2 separate regions of the Mus musculus genome follow, and region 2 is linked to region 1. Evidence: chromatin contacts called from ENCODE Hi-C or POLR2A ChIA-PET data. All regions are on one chromosome and are shown on one strand. The core of a region is the stretch at or near the end of the contact, and the rest is flanking DNA. Distances in the headings are between cores, read along the strand shown. Region 1 holds the start of Taf12 (TATA-box binding protein associated factor 12). Region 2 holds the start of Trnau1ap (tRNA selenocysteine 1 associated protein 1).

The links. Hi-C counts contacts between places; a loop is a spot of excess contacts on that map. ChIA-PET counts read pairs that join two places held with the same protein, here RNA polymerase II (POLR2A).
Region 2: a map of heart shows a loop between it and region 1 (2.7-fold over the local background). The contact joins the promoter of Trnau1ap here to the promoter of Taf12 in region 1. A Hi-C loop is called at or near these places in 3 of 37 maps with a recorded cell type or tissue (T-helper 1 cell, T-helper 2 cell and heart). POLR2A ChIA-PET finds 5 or more read pairs at or near these places in 5 of 5 experiments (Patski and embryonic stem cell).

Annotation. Positions count from the first base shown.
Region 1 is chr4:132,272,101-132,276,570 of GRCm38, forward strand. It overlaps Taf12 (TATA-box binding protein associated factor 12), which reads left to right and starts at 2,275. Exons shown (of 6, transcript NM_025579.3): 1 at 2,275-2,387.
Region 2 is chr4:132,327,284-132,331,536 of GRCm38, forward strand. Trnau1ap (tRNA selenocysteine 1 associated protein 1) reads right to left here and starts at 2,255. Exons shown (of 9, transcript NM_027925.3): 1 at 2,070-2,255; 2 at 1,186-1,283. The coding sequence starts at 2,096.

The DNA.
Region 1 (4,470 bases), core at 1,025-3,524:
CGTGTTCAGCTCCCAGAGCTTACTGACATCAGCCTGGCCCAGCTTTTCCTCAGGATATTGGGGACGGCATGCAGATCCTTACATTTGCACACCACGTTCCTAACGTTCCTACCCACTCGTGAGCCCTTCCCCCGCCCCTAATGTTCTTACATTAAAAAGAGTGTGTAGAAGAAGCAGATGAATACTTTTGAAACAAACAAACAAAAAAATAGACTGTTGGGCATTACACTTTAATAACGTATGGAGTTCCCTGCCCTTTATAAAGTAGGAGCTACAAAAGAAAGGAGATTCATAAATGGGAAGAGGTGTAGTTGAAACTGGTGAAGCCGGGCGTGGTGGTGCACGCCTTTAATCCCAGCACTTGGGAGGCAGAAACAGGCAGATTTCTGAGTCCGAGGCCAGCCTGGTCTACAGAGTGAGTTCCAGGACAGCCAGGGCTATTCAGAGAAACCCTGTCTGGAAACCCCAAAAAAAAAAAAAAAAAAAAAAAAAAGAAAGAAAGAAAAGAAAAGAAACTGGTGAGGAGCCCAGTGGTGCTACCCTCTGTCCATCAAGGGGCCCTTCTATAATCCAAGTGTTCATTTATCGCCACACACTTTATTTGACACATGCACCTACTGTGGAGCAGTGGCTAGCTTGAAAACCAGGCTGGCCTCAAACTCAGAAACTGACTTGCCTCTGCCTCCCGAGAGTAGGGGCCAATGGTTTGAGCCAAGATACCCATCCACCCTACCCATCCACCCAATGCTTCCTTAAATACAAATTACCATCTCAATCCTCAGTTTTCATGCCTTTCCACTGAACACTGAATAAAATCCACCCCCCATTTCCACCTGTCCCTTCCTGTCCCCTAACCAAACTTCAGCCTTACTGCTCATCTAGTCTTTTTTTTTGTTTGCTTGTTTTTTTGAGACAGGGTTTCTCTGTGTAGCCCTGGCTGTCCTGGAACTCACTCTGTAGACCAGGCTGGCCTCAAACTCAGAAATCTTGCCCATGCCTCCCAAGTGCTGGGATTAAAGGCATGAGCTAGCACTGCCTAGCGCCTGTAAACTCTTAAGGACAATGATGACTGACTTCCCCAACAGGATATACCCAGCACACAGCAAAAAACAAAAACAAAAACAAAAAAACAGTTTAGTACATCCAAGGATGCAAGCACAAAAACTGATTGGCCAAACTCTGAGAACCATGATAGAAAAATAAAGCTGGGGCTTGAGAGGTGGCTTTCTCTCGAACCTGGCAGTCTTGCAGAGGGCCTGGGTCAATGCCAGCAGTCACATGGTGGCTCACAACTATCTGTAACTTCAATTGCAAGGCTTCAGATACCCTCTTCTGACCTCTTTGTGCACCAGGAATGCACATGGTGTACATATATAAATGCAGACAAAACACTTTTCCGCATAAAATAAATCCAAAAAGAAAAATAAGGTTATAAACAGTTTGCCACTTAATGGTTAAGCCCTTGCATCCAGGATTTTGGACCAAGAGGGTGGATGAGCCTAATGGGATGAAGATACAAAGATAGAATGGATTCTTTATGGGCAGGAACCGTTGATAGCTCTGAGATGTCAGACTTCTATACACTCGTTTGCGAGATCTCTATTTTACTAAGAATCCTTGCCGGGGACTGAAACTGCCTGTTGCTTACATGCCTAGCAAAAAAAAAAAAAAAAAAAGTACTCAAATCTCAGGGCTTAGTGGTTTAACAGTTACTGTACCAGCCCGGGCTTTGGAGTAAGAATTTTCAATTCAAGTTGAGAACCTACATCCCTTAGGAATTTCACGTTTCTTCCACTATTACATGACATACTCCAAGTGAGGGACTGAACCAGTCCCTCACAGACAGCTCTCGTCCAAGTGTATGTTGACTACAGATTAACTAATAGGCACAATCAGCTTCTCTAGTCTCCAAGTTCTCGTGCTGGTTGAGAGTCCCATAGTTGGTATCTATGCAGAACTGCGGTCCCATCCTTATAGCACCACAAAGGCACCAACCAAAAATGGCGACTTGGAAGCTCTCCGAGGCCGTCGGTTACCGGTCACGCTCGTGAAAGAGATGAGTCGTAAAGAAACATCTAGGACAGGGATTCACGCCGTGGTAGGGGACGCAGAGTAGACCCACGCCACCAGCAAGCCACACAGAGCAGAAAGCCCGACCTGCCAAGCCAGGCGCTGGGCTCACAGTCCTACCACGTGTTGTAGTACCATCTGCGCCTGCGCTAGTGAGGCGCGCGCCCGGCGGCCGGAAGAGCCGCGCGTTTCCGGGTTGGAGGCGGGGAGCGGTGCCGGAAGTGCTTGGGGAGGGCCGCGCAGTCGGACCGGCTGCTGAGACGAAAGCTTCACTGGGGCAGTCTCCGCATATCATGGGGAGATAGACGCTGCTGCCTGTGAGTCTTGGGCCCTGGCAGTTGAGGACGAAGAGCGGGAGGAGGGTGTCAGGACCCAGACCCACAGCGGGTCAGTGCTGGAAGAACTAGGCTGTGGAAGAGACGGGGCTGAGGAGCCCAGGCTCTTGGGACGGGACTTGAGGGGTTCGGGCTCGCAGAAGCAGCGGCTGTTGGGGACTCGAGCTCTGAATGAGAGACTTAGGAAACGGGGACGGATGTGGATTCTGCAGCATCTGAGGGAAAGCCTTCTGAGAGGGACAGGATGGTGAGGATCCCGCACTTTATAGGAGGCGAGGGTAGGAACGAAACGGGGCGTGAAGACACAGGCTCCAGAGAGGTAAAAGTGGAGCCCGAGAGGACTCGGGCTCCTAAGAGACAGAAGCGGGACAGTAAAGTCCCAGCTCCTAAGGATTCAGAAACCGGGCAGCAAAGACTTGAGGACTGGAGCTAGAGAAGGAGGCAGAGAAGACTTGAATTTGAAAGGGAATCGAAGCGGGCAGTGAGGACTGGGTCTTCTTTGGGGACAAGATCCGGGCTTTCAGACTCAAGAGTTTCTGGAGGGACAGAGATGTAAGGACCCGAGCTCCTAAAAGTGAAGGAACTAGGGGGTCCTTAACGGCTGGGAGATCAGCCTTCAAGGGAGAAAAGTTGAAAAGGTTTAGCGATCTGTTCTCTGTACCCGGAGGATTAGGATATATATATTCGGGGGAAGACTTCTTGGCGCTGCCTATTTGGCTTTTGGCATTTAGGCTTTTTCTTGTGTCCGTTACTTAACCTAGAAAAGCCACATGAAACGTCTTCGTTTTTCTTCATTATTGTGAATCAGATGTGAAGCTGAAAGCAGTTTGAACTCAGTTATATACTTGATAAGTACCTTAAGCCCTGTTCCATTCAGCCCCCGTTGAGCACAGATCTCTATATCACTAGCAAACTGTCATAGATGGAAGGGCAGCAAAAGAACACTTTGAATTCTTTTACATTTAAGAAAAAGAGGATGCAAAGAGGGATTAGGATCACTGTGAGCCAGATTCTTAGGTTATACAGTACTCTACCATGTACATCGAAGAAGAGATGCTTGCTTGAAATTATTTGAATAAATGCTTTTAGAATCTCTACCCTCAAACTCAGAAGGGATTTTTTTCTAACGGATTTTAATATTTTAGTACCTATTATGTATGGCATTGGCATAAATGTTACAAGGGAGGAAACAAACTTTTAAGTGAAAAGTCTTTTATTTATTTTATTTATTTATAAATTTTATTTTTCAATAAGATGTTGAGAAATTCACAAGTAAATGTGGCCTAGAACATTTTCTAGGGATTGCTTTTAGAAGAGTGACTTGGACCCTGTCATTTCCCTTCATAAAGACCCAGGACTGAAACCTACTCAGATGAATCGTGCACAACTTAAGCACTTTGGGCTTTTTGTTCTGTTTTCTTTTGGTTTGTTTGTTTGTTTGTTTGTTTGTTTTCAAGACAGGGTTTTCTGTGTAGCCCTGGCTGTCCTGGAACTCACTGTGTAGACCAGGCTGGCTTCAAAGTCAAGTCCACCTGCCTCTGCCTCGGAGCGTTCGGTTTAAAGGTGTGCACCTCCACCATGAACAACTTAAACACTTTTAAGTATTCCACCCCTTCCTTATCACAGCCCCACAGTTAAGTATGGTTAGTCCTGTTGTCTGTCCAGAGAGGTTAAGGGGTTTGTCATAAAGTACTGAGTAGCTTATCTGCAAATGTGCCTCCAAAGCTTTCTTGAGCTTTTCTAAGTGGATTTCCTGCCATGTGTAGTATGCATGTGAATGAAATATAAGTAATATTTATAAATCCTTCCACTGAATGAAAGCACACCCCTCCTCCCCAAACTACTTAGCTCCCCCTAGCCTGGAAATTGCTGTGTAGACCAGGCTGGCCTCAAACTCAGAGATGCACCTGCCTCTGACTTCAGAGCGCTGGTGATTCAAGGCTACATCACCAAAACCAGCTTCTTAACTCCTTTTCAAGTCAAGGACTGTAACTTTTAAGATACTTCCATAGTATTTGACATCTGAATTCCTGTGTTTTCACAGAAGCATAAATATTCCAGGTAG
Region 2 (4,253 bases), core at 1,005-3,504, 55 kb after region 1:
AACTCACTTTGTAGACCAGGCTGGCCTCGAACTCAGAAATCCACCTGCCTCTGCCTCCCAAGTGCTGGGATTAAAGGTGTGCGCCACCACGCCCGGCTAAATCTTTGCTTTTTTGAGGCAGGGTCTCACTATGTTAGCTCTGGCTTGTTGTGGCCTCCCAATACTGGGGTGAAAGACATGCATGCACTACAACCCAGCAACTATTTGAGAATTCTATGCAATGTTATCATGGATCCAAGGTCTCCAACTCAGGTCAACAGGCTTACGAGGCAAGTGTTTGTACCTGCTGGGTCACCTCACTGTCCATCCCCAAACCTTGTACTTCTGAATGCTCCTAATTTCTTGGCAAGAAAAAAAAGGGGGGAGAGGGAGAGGATTGTGTGTGAGGTCACATATACTCAAAACTATATAAAAGAGATATGGTTCAGCAGTTATGAGTTTTGTACTGCTCTTCCAAGGGACCTCAGTTTGGTATCCAGCAACCACCGAAGGGAATATCACAGAATCTGACACCACTGGCCTCCATAGGCACTGCACTCTTGCATACCCTGCTCCCCACATACATAATAAACAAACATAATCAAATGTAAAAATAAATAAAAACAACAACAGCAACAACAAAAATCAAGAGGGGCTGTAGAGATGGCTCAGTGGTTAAGACTGCTCTTCTAGAGGTCCTGAGTTCAATTCCCAGCAACCACATGGTGGCTCACAACCATCTGTAATGGGATCTGATGCTCTCTTCTGATGTATGTAAAGAAAGTGACAGTGTATAAAATAAATATTTAACAAACAAACAAAAGAGCCAGGATTGCTGGCACACCTTGTGGTTGTGGCACTTGGGAGGCAGCGGCAGGGTTGTCATTACAGCCTACATTACTACAGGAAGACTTTGTTTCAGCGTAGAGCAAAATAAACTAAAGCTAAATGAAACACACAGTAACTTAGCAAAGATCACACAACAGTTTTCAAAAATAGGTTCCAGCATCCTGCCCTGAATCACTGGGATACTCAACACCTGAAATACTCAACGCTTCTGCTCTGTAAGCCACCCTCTGTGGTTCTTTCACTACTGCTAGGGATGGCGAGAAGCTCTTACTCCCGCCATATTTATTCCCTTGAATAACAGTGGCAGCAGGCTCTATTAATCGAGAACTGAACGGAAAGATGAAAAGGGAGGTGTACCCAGTGAGGCGGTTTCGGATAATTTTGACGCTCATCACGGTCTCCCCCATGGTGGCAAAGGCTCTAGAGATGAAGTTCTCATCCATGTAGGGTTCCAGCTGCATAAAAACCAGAGCAGAGAGGAGAGGCTCAGGCCCATGACCCGGAGCCCTGTAAGGGGTGGAGCCCCTCCCACTCTGTCCAGGACCCCCCTCTACAGCACTAGAGAGCCAAGCTTCCTACCACGCAATGGGGAACGGTCCCAACCAACTCCTTTACTTCAAATCGCTCCCCTTGCTGGGAGGCGTGGCACACACCGTTAATCCCAGCACTAGGGAGGCAATGGTAGGTGGAGTCTGTGAGTCTACATAACGAGTTCCAGGACAGACAGAACTATGTGAAGGACCCCATCTCAAAAACAACAAAAGAAAAAACAAAAACAAATAAAATAGCTCCCCTTTATAGAACTCCCTGTGCTTCCAGTCCTAATAACAATTCTTGGGGTTCCTCCCACTCCATCCGCCCAAATCATCCCACTCCAAATCTTTCCAAACTGGAAAGGGGGATTCCAGACCCTCTACCCCATAGAGTCAGCATCTGAGGAATCTTCATTCTGATGCCCAGACTCCACTTTCAAAGACTGGGTGAATAGGTCTCGCTACGAAGCCCAAGCTGGCCTAGAACTCACTATGGAGTCTCGAACTGGTGACGATCTTCCTGCCTCGCCAAGTGCAGGGAGTAAGGCATTGGCCACCACACCCCATCTAGCTTCCCGCTGTCACCAAAACCCTTCCTGTTCACGGCCACCCTTCTGGGATCCGAAGGCCCTCTGCTCTCAGGCCCTTCCTCCCCCTACGACTCGAGACCCTCTTGTTCCCCTCAGAGCAGGGGCGACCCTGACTCACGTCTCCCATCCATAGGCTGGCCGCCATCCCGCACCCGGGCGGGGACCCTGAGGGCCTGTGGCGCGCAACCGCGCCAGTCTGCGCGACCCGGCCCGCCCGGAGCCTAAGCCTGCAGCACCTCCTGCGCACACGCTGCCTCGGCGGCCAGAGCGATCCGGGTTTTCCTCCGACCTGTCCGCCGCTTCCGGCCCCCCCAGGGGGCGTTGCTTCTACGGGCTAGGGAGTGGCTCCACGGGATAGGGGCGTGGCCTCGGCTGGGGCACAGTAGGCCTAGCTGGCACCGGCTCTGAAGAGGGTCTCTGTGGGCGGACTGCCCCGCTCTTTAATAAAACCGCGCAAATGCGTCTATAATTATTGAGTTAAGGTTTGCTCTCTGTAGGGAATACCAAGCATAAGAACGGAAGGACAGCTAGTGACCGAAACCCCTCTGGGAGCGCGGAGGATAAGCTTCCGAGGGACTGTGGAGGAGCCGCGGCCGCACAGTGGTCCTCTTGCCCTGCATCCCAGCGAGGACTTTTTGGAAGATGTAGTGGGATTCTTCATTTTCTTAAAGCCCTGAGGTGGAGAGAACTAAAGGACGGTTCTTGATGGTACACTCAAAGTCCATCGTTTTGTGTGTAGTTGGGGGTGGGGAGAGTCGGCGTCGGCATGGTCTCTGTAATCCTTGTTGACCTGTTTAAGTCTGTCTCTAGTCAGAGATCTACTTGCTTCTGCCTGTTTGTTTAATGAACGCCAGTCTTCTCAAAGCATTCCTTCCTTAACGGCTGAGCTTTGGCTCCAGCCCCACACTTTTTTTTTTTTTTTTTTTTTTTTGCCTTGAGACAAGTTTTCATGTTGGTCCCTGGTACAAGCTATATAATCTAGGCTGGCTGTAAACTCTTGGCAATCTTGCTTCAGCTTCCTAAGTGCTAGTTTTACAAGTGAAGGACACCAACCCTGGCTCCTTCCCCGTTTATTATTCTAATCCAATTCACCAAGACTTTACCACAAAGCACAGACGGACCTTTACAGAACCCTCAGTAAACTTGGTTTTTGAGAGCTCCTAAGGTGGTTGTATCCATGCTTCAACATCCAGTTGGTAGCCAACTTAGCAGAGTGGGAAGGTCCTGTGCGTTCAGATTGGTTCTGACAACCAAGTTCATCCTAAGTCCTTTAACTTAGAAAGTTCCCCAAGCCAAGAACTCAAGTCTGAAAACCAGAGGCCAACTATGAGTATAAATTTCCTGTTCCCTTCTGTTACTGTATGAATGATGCTAAGGCACTGGTGAGATGGCTCAGCAGGTAAAAGTGCATTGCACTGAACCTGACAAACACACATGTACACACAAATGTAAAAAAAAAAAAAAAAAGTTTTTCAGAGACTACAGAATGCTTTGGGTCCCATGGGATTGGAGTTAGTATCGTTGTGTAGCACCATGTGGGTGCTGAGAATTGAACCTGGGTCCTCTCCAAGTGCAACTAGTGCTATTAATCAGATCAGAGCCATCTCTCCACCCTGCAGGGAAGGCTACAACTCAAAAGAAGCCTCTGAAACGGACCAATCAGGACCCCTACCCCCCACCCCCCAGAGTAAGCAATAAAAGCAGAGTCCCTCTCAGACCTAGAGGCTGAGCTGCAAAGACATGACTCAGAGAAGCTGTAAAGACTGACCAGCTGCCTGGAAGCAGAAAGCAGCTAAGCTGCCTGAATTCTAAACCAGGGTCACTTAGAAAGGGAACTCTGACTTCCTAAGCTGTACAGTGAGCTGTCACCCATGCTGGGTAAGTTGTGTCACCTCTGCCCCAGTAAGTAATCCCCAGTAAGTTCACTGGTTCACCAAATGAGACTTTGTTGGGATCTGTAATTTCATGTGTTTTGGGCTCCCTACCTGGGGTGAATAGATGTGCCACACAACCCCCAAGGAAAAGGCTTAAATACGCCAGTGGTCGAAAATGCAGGCAAATCAGTAAGAACTTCTAATAATGTGCTCTACTTAAAAACTGGAGGCCGGGCATGGGGGTGCATGCCTTTAATCCCAGCACTCGGGAGGAAGGGGCAGGCGGATTTCTGAGTTCGAGGCCAGCCTGGCCTACAAAGTGAGTTCCAGGACAGCCAAGGCTACACAGAGAAACCCTATCTTGAAAAACCAAAAACCAAAAAACTGGAATTTGGGCCAGGTGTGGTAGTTACATAACTTAAATCAAA